Regions from separate parts of the Mus musculus genome. Here region 2 is linked to region 1. The links are chromatin loops, found by intact Hi-C in ENCODE. Cell type or tissue: left cerebral cortex. All regions are shown on one strand. Links, peaks and the distances in the headings refer to the core of each region. The heading gives the core; the rest is flanking DNA.

Region 1 (6,157 bases), core at 3,658-6,157:
CTTCTACCTTACGGCTGCCAAGACAGAAGGCAAATCAACCTAACTACTGTTTGGGGGAGGTGAAGTCCAAGAGGGAGCCAAAAGTAAGGCAGGGCTAGAGCCTCCAGGAGATACACAAAAGCTTGGAATCCAACAGCACCAATCTAACTGGTTAGAAATCTAGGCTGAAGGGAGGGTTGACCATTAAGGACAGCTGGGTGAGCAGGGTAGACTGCACCAACCTGCTTTCAAGGGTTTGTGTGTACCAGTTGACCTATTACAGACAAAAGCAGCAAAGACCACAACTTACTCACTGTCATGGTGGGCAACATCTCCAGGCCTAACTGAAGTAGTCACCCCTGCTATGGAGAGAGGCAGTATATTGAATTTGGGAAGCAAAAGGAAAGATTTCCCGTGTAGGGACGTTGGAAGGAGTAGGGAAATGTCCAGGCTGAAGGTGCCTTGCTTGGGTAGGCCTTGATAACAGGGGATTGATTCTTAAGTTAAAGTCAGGAAGGAAAGGAAATGTGACATTGAAGAACAGGCCCAAATTGGAGGCTATGAAATCAAAGTCTGGCTCCTGCCCCTCTAACATTTAGGACTGTCAGAAAGTGCTGGATTGTGGCAGTCAATGAGCAGTACCTATGAACACTACCTAAGCTTTGTGAATGCTTAGCAGCTACACTGGTACGATCAGATCATCACTGAATAATACATCAGATATCCAATCTGAATATAGATGCTACTGTACTGGTATTGAACACCTTGCTCCAGCTCACTATCTACAAGCACCATGAAGTATTCAGAAGTGAAAAGGCTGGTAAACCACAAATGCCCCATGTTGGACCCTCATGGGGAATACAAAAATCAAAGACAGCCCCACCGAAGAGTGAATTCACAGAGTGGTTGTCAGCATGTGATCCAGCGTTTCCTTGTACAACTCCCTACTAATTGTGCCCTCTTCCTAACCCCATCTTGACTTTAGGTACTCTCTACCCTTTTTGGGTTGGTTTTGTTTGTTTGTTTGTTTGTTTGTTTGTTTGTCTTGTGATGGTGGTGGTGGTATTGGTGGTGTTTTTGAGATTAGGTTTCTCTGTACCCTTGCTGTCCTGGGACTCCCTCTGTAGATCAGGTTAGCCTTGATCTGATCACTGAGATCCACCTGCCTCTGCCAGGGATTAAAGGTGTGAGCCACCATGCCCTGCCCCTTTTCATACTTTTTAAACATTTTGATACATTTTTCTCTAAGAAAACTAAATAGTCCAGATGTTACCTGCAGGCCTCAAGTGCACCACTATGAGGTCAAGGCCCACTAGGTCTACAAAGAAAGTTCCAAGACAGCCAGGGGCGAACAATGAAACCTTGTCTCAAATGAAGGATACCCTCACAATGCTATATTAACCCTTTTTGTCTACTCAGTAAAAATAGAGCTGGGGCTCTTGAAATGTTTCCTTTGCCATCTGACAGAAAAGGCTGGAGAAACTTTCAGGAGACAGTGCTGCTTTCTGGCTCTGGTGGCTTCTCCATGTTTAAGATTCCGGGATGCAGAACTGGCAGTGTCATCCAGTGTCCAAGCTGTTTTATAGCAGCATACTGAGTGGGCCACCTGCCATAAACTGCTTTAGCAAGACCTCTAGCACAGTCAACAAACAGGAGCACAGCGATTTCTCTGCTATTCAGTGAACTTGATCAATGCCCTTTTCAACAATATCTGGACCTCGGACTGGTGATACAATAGGACTTTGAATCTCCAGTGGCTGTGGCAGCTCTGAATATCTGCTTTCCCTCTGTGTGCTTCATCTCTCTTGAGTTCCAGGCCAGCCCAGGCTTCACAGACCCTGCCTCAAAAACAGGATATAATAAAAGTGCATAAGACAGTTTACCTCTTGTATCTAGGTATACAGTTCAGTAGCAGCAAATGCATGATCATGTACCTTCCCAGGCCGGGACTCTTACCCACTATGCAATTGTATTCTCCACTCCTCCCAATCCAGTCCTGCTTTTGGTGTTTGCCAGTGCTGAGAATCAGGTAACCTGGAGCCTCAGGCATGCTGTGCAAGTGTCCTCACACAGCCACAACTTCAGCCCTGTCCTGCATTTTTATCTCCATGAATTTGACCATTCATATAAATGAAACCATATATTTGTTCTTTGGAGGCTGGGTTATTTTGTGTAGCAAAAACATCCTTCCATCCCATAATCAGCCTCTAAACACTGACACCATTGCATACGCCAGCAAGATTTTGCTGAAAGGACCCTTATATAGCTGTCTCTTGTGAGGCTATGCCAGTGCCTGGCAAACACATAAGTGGATGCTCACAGTCGGCTATTGGATGGAACACAGGGCCCCCAATGGAGGAGCTAGAGAAAGTACCCAAGGAGCTAAAGGGATCTGCAACCCTATAGGTGGAACAACATTATGAACTAACCAGTACCCTAGCCATCCCTGTCCTAGTCTATATCTGGGTTTCACTCTTAAATCCATTTATCTTTAAGGCATATACAATTTTGTGCATATTTGATGCCATTAAGAATATTCTTGGGTGAGAAAAAGCTAAAGAGATGGTTCAGTGATTTAAGAGTACTTACTGCTCTTGCAGAGGTCTCCAGATGGGTTCCCATATCAGGAAGCTCCTGTTAACTCCAGCTCTAGGGAATCCAACACTCCTGTCTTCAAAGCCCCAGGGGATTTTTTGTCTCTGAGCACTCTCACACGCAGGCACACACACACCTGCACCTAGTTTTCAAGTAGTGATTTTTACAGCAATCTGTCAGAGAGCTGAAGCAATGGCTTAGGACATGATGCTTTTTCAGAGACCTGGTTTGGTTCCATGTACCCTTGTCAGCAGCTTACAACTGCCTGTAACCAACTCCTCTGATCTCCCTAGGAACCTAATATGTACATACCTTTCCTCACACCTGCATATACACACCAAAAAACAAAACAAAGCAAAAAGGTAGAGCCAGCAAAATGGCTCTGAAAGTTAAGGGGCCTACTGCCAAACCTGAAGGTTCAATGCTGGGGACCCACATGATGGAAGGAGAGAATTGACCTCTCACAAATTGTTCTCTGACCTCTACCCATATGCCATGGCAAAGGTTTCCACACACACATGAACACACACAAAATAAAACTGAAAAACAAATCAAAAACAACTTTAGAAGCTAAAGCTGGTATAAGCCTGAACCTGAGGCAGGAGGATCACATACATAGTCAAGGCCTGTGTGTACTACAAAGCAAATTCAAGTCCAATCTGGCAATTTAGTGAAACCTTATCTCAAAAAGTGAGGTGGGGGTAGAGGGAAGGTACAGTAGGACTATAGCTCAGCAGAACATTTGTCTAGCAATCACAAGGCCCTGGTTTCAAGCCCCCCTCAAAAATTTCAGCAAAACAAAAAACCCTTAACTTTAAATCCTGTCATGGTGGCACAGACCTGTAACTCCAGCACTTGAAAGACTTAAAACAGAGCTTGTACACTATGCCCCTCCTTAGAATTGGGAACAAAACACCCATGGAAGGAGTTACAGAGACAAAGTTTGGAGCTGAGATGAAAGGTTGGACCATGTAGAGACTGCCATATCCAGGGATCCACCCCATAATCAGCATCCAAACGCTGACACCATTGCATACACTAGCAAGATTTTATCGAAAGGACCCAGATGTAGCTGTCTCTTGTGAGACTATGCCGGGGCCTAGCAAACACAGAAGTGGATGCTCACAGTCAGCTAATGGATAGATCACAGGGCTCCCAATGGAGGAGCTAGAGAAAGTAGCCAAGGAGCTAAAGGGATCTGCAACCCTATAGGTGGAACAACATTATGAACTAACCAGTACCCCGGAGCTCTTGACTCTAGCTGCATATGTATCAAAAGATGGCCTAGTCGGCCATCACTGGAAAGAGAGGCCCATTGGACAAACAAACTTTATATGCCCCAGTACAGGGGAACGCCAGGGCCAAAAAGGGGGAGTGGGTGGGTAGGGGAGTGGGGGTGGGTGGCTATGGGGGACTTTTGGTATAGCATTGGAAATGTAAATGAGCTAAATACCTAATAAAAAATGGAAAAAAAAAAACAGAGCTTGTGAGCTCAAGGCTAGCCTTGGTAACACGGCAGGACTTTCTCTAACAAAAATAGCAAATCTTTAGAAATAAAACTCGAGGGCAGTGGTGGGATACACCTTTAATCCCAGCACTGGAGTTCAAGGGCAGCCAGAGTGAGTTCCAGGACAGCCAGGGCCACACAAAGAAATCCTGTCTGCAAGAAAGAGGGAGAGGGAGATAGATGGGGAGAGGGCAAAAAAAAAAAAAAAAAAAAAAAAAGAGGGAGTGGGAGAGAGGAAGAGAGAGAAAAGAAAGAACCCTTAACATGAATATTACATGGCTTTCTCATCAATTCCCATGGAGAAGGCTATGGACAATAGCACTTAGATGGCTCAGCGGTTAGGAGTACTAACTGCTCCTGAGTTCAAAACACAGCAACCTTCAAATCCCAACAACCACATGGTGGCTCACAACCAGCTGTAATGAGATCTGATGCCCTCTTCTGGCGAGTCTGAAGACAGCTACAATGTACTTACATATGATAAATCTTTTTTAAAAAGGAAAGAAGGAAGAGGAAGAAGAGGAAGAAGAAGTAGAAGAGGAGGAGGAGGAGGAAAGAGAGAGAGAAAGGAAAGAAAGAAAGGAAGGAAGGAAGGAAGGAAGGAAGAAAGAAAAGAAAGAAAGAAAGAAAGAAAGAAAGAAAGAAAGAAAGAAAGAAAGAAAGAAAGAAAGAAAGAAAGAAAGAAAGAAAGAAAGAAAGAAAAGATCAGCCTGGTTTACATAGTTACAGGGCAATCTATCTCCAGAAGTCTAGATCCGCCCCCTACAGGCCCATGGAAGAAGAGGCTCTGGTCCCGGCCCGCTTGCCGGGGCTCACTGAGGACTCCATTTCCCAGCTATCCCACTGCCGTCTGGGCTGTATATCTAAGCGCCCTCTCGCGGTGCACAGCGGCGGTCTGGAGTTCCCGGCGACCCTCGCGGCAGGCTGAGGGCGTCAGGGCAGTTCGCGATGGCCGCGGCTGGTTCCGCTGCTGTGTCAGGGGCCGGGACCCCAGTGGCGGGGCCCACAGGCCGCGACCTCTTTGCCGAGGGGCTCCTGGAGTTCCTGCGACCCGCGGTGCAGCAGCTCGACTCTCACGTGCACGCGGTCAGGTGCAGGACCGGGTTGCTGGGGGCGGGGCCTAGGGAACTGGCTTTGTAGGGGCGGGGCCCCGAAGAAATACTAGATACATTCTTGAGACACTGATGTTGAGACTGGGTAAATAGGCGGAAGGGCCTGGGTGAGGCCTTGAAGTTGAGGTTGGCTTGTCTCAGTATTTGGGGAATAAGTAGAATTCGTTTCCCGCGTCCCAGTCACTGACCGTTGTAGACTTTTGTACCACTTTGCAGAGAAAGCCAAGTAGAGCTCCGGGAACAAATTGACAACCTAGCTACAGGTGAGTGAGCAGCCAGGATACCTAGAATCCCTGATCTCACTTTCGGGAACTTTGTTTCCCCAGGTTTTAGGCTAAGTTTCTGTCACTTGCTTCTCAATATCAGAACTACCCAAGGACTCCAATTTCTGGGGATATTTTAGGACAGAATGGAAGAAGGGAAGGTGTCTGTGGCCCACACAAGACTGCAAGAGTATTTTTCATCCCATTCCTCTCTTCCATTCCCTAAGAACAAAAAATGAGCCATTAGATGTTGGTTGCCCATTTCCTCTTCCCAGAACTGTGCCGGATCAATGAGGATCAGAAAGTGGCCCTGGATCTGGACCCCTATGTTAAGAAGCTGCTTAATGCCAGGCGACGAGTTGTCTTGGTCAACAATATTTTACAGAATGCACAGGTAAAATAATAAAATAGTAATAATAATAATAATCCCAGCAGTGCATGGTGGTACATGCTGTAGTTTCAGCATTTGGTAGGCTAAGGCAAGAAGGATGGCTTGAACTTTGAGCAGAGCCTGGACTATCAAATCAGCTAGGGCTACATAGCATGACCCTCTTTCAAAAAAATTTCTTCTTGTTTATCCTGCTTTATGTCTTCAACACTGTGAAGCAACTATGGGGGAAAAGAGTGGTGTTAACTAATCTGATAATAAAGGCCCATATTCCCCTCACCCCATTACTAGGCCTCAAACTAGACAAGTGCCA
Region 2 (5,485 bases), core at 1,476-3,975, 120 kb before region 1:
CTCAGAAAAGGCAGGAGAGTCCTTTACTCCTCACATGCCTGGCCTTGGGCATCTTTATCATCTGGCTGCTAATCTGCTTCCTTCATTAGATCCCTGATGAACCAGTACACCAATGTCTGCCTGGCTCATTGACCCACTCTAGAAAAAGTAATCAACCATATATCTGTTATAGTATCTTTTAAAGATATTTTTTAATTAGATGTATATATGTTTTGGAAAAAATAAAATGTGCAACTGAGTGCACATGGCTGCAGTGACCAGAAGAGGGCACCAGATATTTCTCTTGGATCTGGAGTTCAGGCTGCCCCACGTGGGAACTGTAAACAGTTTCAGTTCCCTGCTGAGCTAACTCTCTAACCCTATTTCTCTCTTTTTTTTTTTTAATTGTATTACATTTATTCATTTCTGTGTGCATATGCATGTGTGCACACATATATAGGCACACATGCCACAGCATGTATGTGGAAGTCAGAGACAACCTACAGGAATTAGTTCTCCCTGTTCACCATGTGGGTCCTAGGGATTAAATTCAGGTCAGCAGGCTTAACACCCGATGTTTTTACCCACTGACTCACCTCAGCAAAATGGTCAGGGGTTGGTTTTTTTGGTTTATTTGGTTGGTTGGTCTTTTGGGGTTTTGTTGTTGTTGTTGTTGTTGTTGTTTTTAGTTTTGTTTGTTTGTGGTTTGGTTTTTTGAGACAAGGTTTCTCTGTGTAGCCCTCGCTGTCCTGGAACTTACTCTGTAGACCAGGCTGGCCTCAAAATCAGGGATCCACCTGCCTCTATCTCCCAACTGCTAGGATTAAAGACATGTGCCTCAATATTTGTTTCTTTGACAAATATTGTTTTGGTTTGCAATTTTTATATTTTTGGTGTAGTCTATAAGCTGTTTGTACATTCTTGATATTTAATTAAAACATTTAAGAGACAGGCATGAAGAAGAAAGAGTGACATTAAATCCTGAAGCAGCAGAGGAAAGCATTGATGAGCTGGCCTGGGTCAGAAGAGTTCATTCCCTCCAAGAACTTCTACTGTCCCTCCTTGGTGGACAACCTGCAACTCTAGCCTTTAGTAACCCACACTACACATAATTCTTTGGGAGATGAGGCCACAGTAACTGTAGTAACACCCTGTACAAATGCAAGTACTGTGGAACACAGACACTGTGGGAAGTGGTGCTGGTGTTCTTGACAGTTTCTGATATCCATGGCAGAGGACAGATAATACATCCCAAGTCAGTCCCATGCCAACAGCCAACCTGGGAGACCACCCAGTTTATGGACCCAGTTGCCACTGTTCCAACCTCCCATGTGTAAGGGTAACTAGATGATAGGGTTAGTGCTACTTAGGCAGGGCAAAGAAAGAATAGAGCTGACTACAGGAAAAGGGAGAGCAGGACCATGCCCTCTGCCCAGCCTCTGGGTATAGTCTTCGGCCATGTACAGGGAAGGAATCCACTACAAAGTCCCCAGCTCCAACCCTCTCCTGGGGACCTAGACGATGCTCAAAAGCCAACCTGAAATCTTTTGGACTAATGAAAGAAGTCAGTCTACACCTGACCACACCCAATTCCACTCCTTGCCTTCTGCCCCCACCAAAATTTCCAGTCAATGGCCCTTTACGTCTCAGTTTTAAACTATACCCCCAACACAGGCAAATGTTTTGCTACTCATTTTATCTCACTTTGTTTTGTTTTGTTCCTTTTTTCAAAGCTTCCCCCTACCACCCACCCCACCCCACCCCACCCCACCACCCACCTCACTTTTTCATTAAGACTGGGTCTCAGTATACAGCCCTGATTGGCCTGCATTTCTCTGTGTAGACCAGGCTAGCCCCAAACTCAACAGAGATCCATTTGCCTGCCTCCTGAGTGCTGGCATTAAAGAAGTGCACCATCATGCCCAGGGAGGTGAAGTTTTATTTAGCAGATGAGCTCTGCACCTTCATCTCCTCTCTAGCCTTGTGATCCTGATACACAGCAAAGCCTGCCTGCCGGCCTCCTAAGGGACCAAGCATCTCCTTCCACCACCAGGCCCTGTACCTAAAAGAAAAAAAAATTCCCCCTTGCCCTCCAAGAGCCTAGATGATTGTCTGACCATCTAACCACAGAAAGAGGAGGGCAGGATGGGACTGGATTCCACCTGTCTTTAACAAAACTTTCCCTCCCTTGACTTGCTTATCATAGATGTACCTCGGATGAAGTAGGGTTGATTGCTGAGAACTAAACGATGGCTCGACTCTTACATTCCCTGAATAGCTAATTCCAACCCCCTCTCACAGCCCAGACCTCTTAAGCTTTGGCTCCCATCCACGGTGCCGCTGGTGCTCCTTCCACAAGGCTCAGAAAATTAACTGACTTTCTTCCTATGCCCACCTGCCAGGCTCCTCCCCCCACCCCCCACTCCTTCTTGACACGCCCCACCACCACCACCAACCGCAGCCTCCCTACCAGTAACCTGCTCTCTGTCCACAAGAGGGCGATCCCTCCACACCCCAAAGTATCAACAACTGGGTGTGGTGTACTTTTCCAGAGCCACTGAATAGAGCCTATACTGAACAGCATGGAATGGGGGTGGCCCACCCGGGGACCCTCTGGCTGTCCAACAACGTGGTAAGACCAGGACACTGCTGGAGAAGAAAGGTTTTTAAGAAATACAGCTGTTGCTGTTTATTTGCCCCACCCAGAGCATGGGAAGACCATTTAACGTCTTAAGTGGATTGGAGAAGGGGTGGGTAGTAAGAAGTGAAAACAGCTATGGTCTCCACATGAAGTCCAGATCTTTGCCCTTCGGGGCTTGGCCAGGATGTTGTCCAACTTGGGTTAGGCCTTCCCTGGAGGAATAGCAACAAATGCTGTCTCCATGACACCCAGACACATCACACACAGCTTCCCCCACACCTATGATTTAACTGTACACAATAGACAGTTACTCCGTTGGCCATCTACTCTGATAGGGATTGAGGGTTCAACTACGTTCCAGGGAAGTAGCCCCATGAGTCATTCTGCAGGGACAGGCTGGGTCAATATTGACAGAAAGGCCTGATGCCGCATCTGGCATGTCTCGGGACCCCAGCCCTGCCCTGTTTGCGAGCACCTCGTGAGTCACATGTGCGTGGAGCTGCCAGCTCCTTAGCTCAACAAAAAGGACCCCATACCTGACACTAGGGACCGTCTCCTACAGTCTCCTCCACCTCCAACTGGAACACAGGCAGCTACGGAAAACTCAGTCATCCTGTGTCCCTCCCTGCTCACCTCAGATGTGCCTCTCCCCACGCCTCCCTCATATAACACACAAACACACAGTGAAAAGGTGGATTGCCCAACGTCAGGGCCCACCTAGTACTCCCTGTTTCACCACACCCAGACCAAAGTGTGTCTGCCAGGAGACTGCTGGGACTACTGCAGACCTGCCTCTAAAGGCCACTTTCTCCTGAAGGTCACTTGATTGAGCCTTTGTTTAGAGTGGCTTTGCCTAGAGGGGCCTCCTCTTCTAATACCCATAAAGATTCCTGGTCAGCTGGCAGACCTGGCCTGGTGGGCCAATGAGCTACTACTCCCAGAGTTTAACTGTGACTAAGACCACTGGATGGTGGGTCCAGCAGCAAGGCAGGAAGCAACTGGAAATCAGTGGGAAGCCAGAACACATGAGTAGGCATAACAAAAACGAAATATTTATTGTATAACTACCCACCACTGGATTTGACCGAGAGAGGCCCCCGGAAGTCATCTCAACGGTCCCATTTTATTTCAGAGCTTCATTGTAGATCAAAGCCAAGGCCCCCAGGAAGGCGACATACTCCTGGAAGTTTACTTCCTGATCCTTGTTACGGTCCAGATCATCCATCAGCCTTGCAATTTCAGCATCCTGCAGCTTCTAATACATTAAGAAGGAGAAGTCCACACTCAGTGGTGGCCAACACCCTAGATTCCTTACCCCTTCCCTGGAAGTCCTCTCTCAAACAAGTGCTCGTTGGGACCAAAGATGGGCCTTCAGCTTGGGTTTACCTTGATTTACTCTCCTCAGCCCCTGCTCCTCCCTCAGGGGACAGGGCAGCATGGAGGCATACGAGCATCCCTCCACAGGAAGTAAGATCAGGAACTGTGATTAAATGCCACTCAGATGAGAGGCAGGAGGGGGAACCGGGACAGGGGCTACTCACGGAGCCAATGGTGAGCTCCTTCTGGATCAACTCCTTCAGCTCCTTCTTGCTCAGGGTGTGCTTGTCACCTTCCTTGCCAGAGTACTTGTGGAAGATGGCCACGAGAAGGCCAATGGCCTGATCCAGAGGGCATGCCATGACTGATCACTGGGCTAGAAGAAGCTGTTTGACAGAGGGGCTAGTCAGTGCTGCTGATAGCAGAGAGTTCTCTCACCACCCCCCTGCCTGAGGCAGTCAGTCTCAAGCCAACACAGGTGGCAGCCGGGGCAACTTAGGTGAGGGATATAAGAATGGAAGGGGCTTTGGGATCTGTGAGCACTGTCCTCCAGGGCTTCCAAGAGAACTAGGGCATATGACTGAGCAAGGAAGAGAATGGAGAGTGCCCCTGGGCACCTCCTGACATAGCCACACACTGGGACGATGACACACCCAGGGCAAACCCTCCTGCACCCCAGAAGAGCAGACTCAGGTTGCCGCCCCATAGGGATGCATTAGCCTCTGGGTTTGCCTGATACAACCCACCTAATCATGGCTCTCCCTGCCTCCCTGGGCTCCGAAAACTTGGATCCCAATGCATTCCACCCACTGAGCCTGCAGAGGCTGACGGGGGAAGGAAGTGGCTTAACCCCTTGCCCAGGAGCAGAAAGACCCTAGAGGGACCCCCCAGCGAGAGCTCACCGCACGGTCGACAGCGAAGCGCCAAAGGAGTGGTCGAGGGGATGGAATGTGTCGCAGTCTGGCCGGCCTTATAGTGGCCAGCATCCGTGAGGTCCGCCCAGGGAGTGCTGGCACGCCCCGACCCCACCCAGCGCCTGAGGCAAGGCAAACGAACATCCCAGCCCCCTCAACTTTCCACGCCCCTGTTGCCTGGACTGTCCAGGATTAGGAGCGGAATGAGGGAGTTTAGCGGGCCCTAACGGGCCCAAAGGAGACCAGTGCAAGCCAGAGGCATCAAGTTTTCTCTAATTCCGTGTTTAGTTTTCCCTTCTGGCACGTGACTCGAAACTCTGGCTTGTGTGCTGAACCTTCTGCCAGCCCGAGAGCAGTGTCCTTAAAGTTAGCATCAGTGTGAGGGGGACTGGGAACCACACTGATGCTGTTGCCCTCTAGTGGCAAGGTCCCCAAGTGAGGGAGGGGAAGCAGTCTGTCTACCACATCCTCTAAGAAATGGTTCTCACTCAACCTGACTAATGCTGCGGCCCTTTAATACTGTTCTTCAAGTTGTGGTGGTCCCCCAATCATAAAGTTATTCTCGTTTCTACTTCATAGCTATAATTTTGCTACTGTTATGAATCTTAATGTGTATATCTGTGTTTTCAGATGG

Evidence for each region. Peaks named below come from ENCODE experiments on the same cell type or tissue, not always from the same donor. Only the 100,000 strongest peaks of a DNase experiment are listed, where the experiment ranks them.
Region 2: a loop joins it to region 1, with 6 times the contacts of the local background. A loop is called at or near these places in 13 of 42 quality-filtered maps.

What each region holds. Positions count from the first base shown.
Region 1 is chr3:90,489,847-90,496,003 of GRCm38, reverse strand. It overlaps Snapin (SNAP-associated protein), which reads left to right and starts at 4,991. Exons shown (of 4, transcript NM_133854.3): 1 at 4,991-5,172; 2 at 5,410-5,456; 3 at 5,732-5,850. The coding sequence starts at 5,030. In left cerebral cortex, for the core only: CTCF peaks have their summits at 4,500 (motif pointing left), 4,774 and 4,974; DNase peaks (open chromatin) are centred at 4,503 and 4,939; H3K4me3 peaks cover 1,158 bases; H3K27ac peaks cover 955 bases.
Region 2 is chr3:90,612,581-90,618,065 of GRCm38, reverse strand. S100a6 (S100 calcium binding protein A6 (calcyclin)) reads right to left here and starts at 5,172. Exons shown (of 3, transcript NM_011313.2): 1 at 4,840-5,172; 2 at 4,162-4,323; 3 at 3,652-3,875. The coding sequence starts at 4,299. The coding sequence ends at 3,744. In left cerebral cortex, for the core only: CTCF peaks have their summits at 2,272 and 2,476 (motif pointing right); a DNase peak (open chromatin) is centred at 2,470; H3K4me3 peaks cover 216 bases.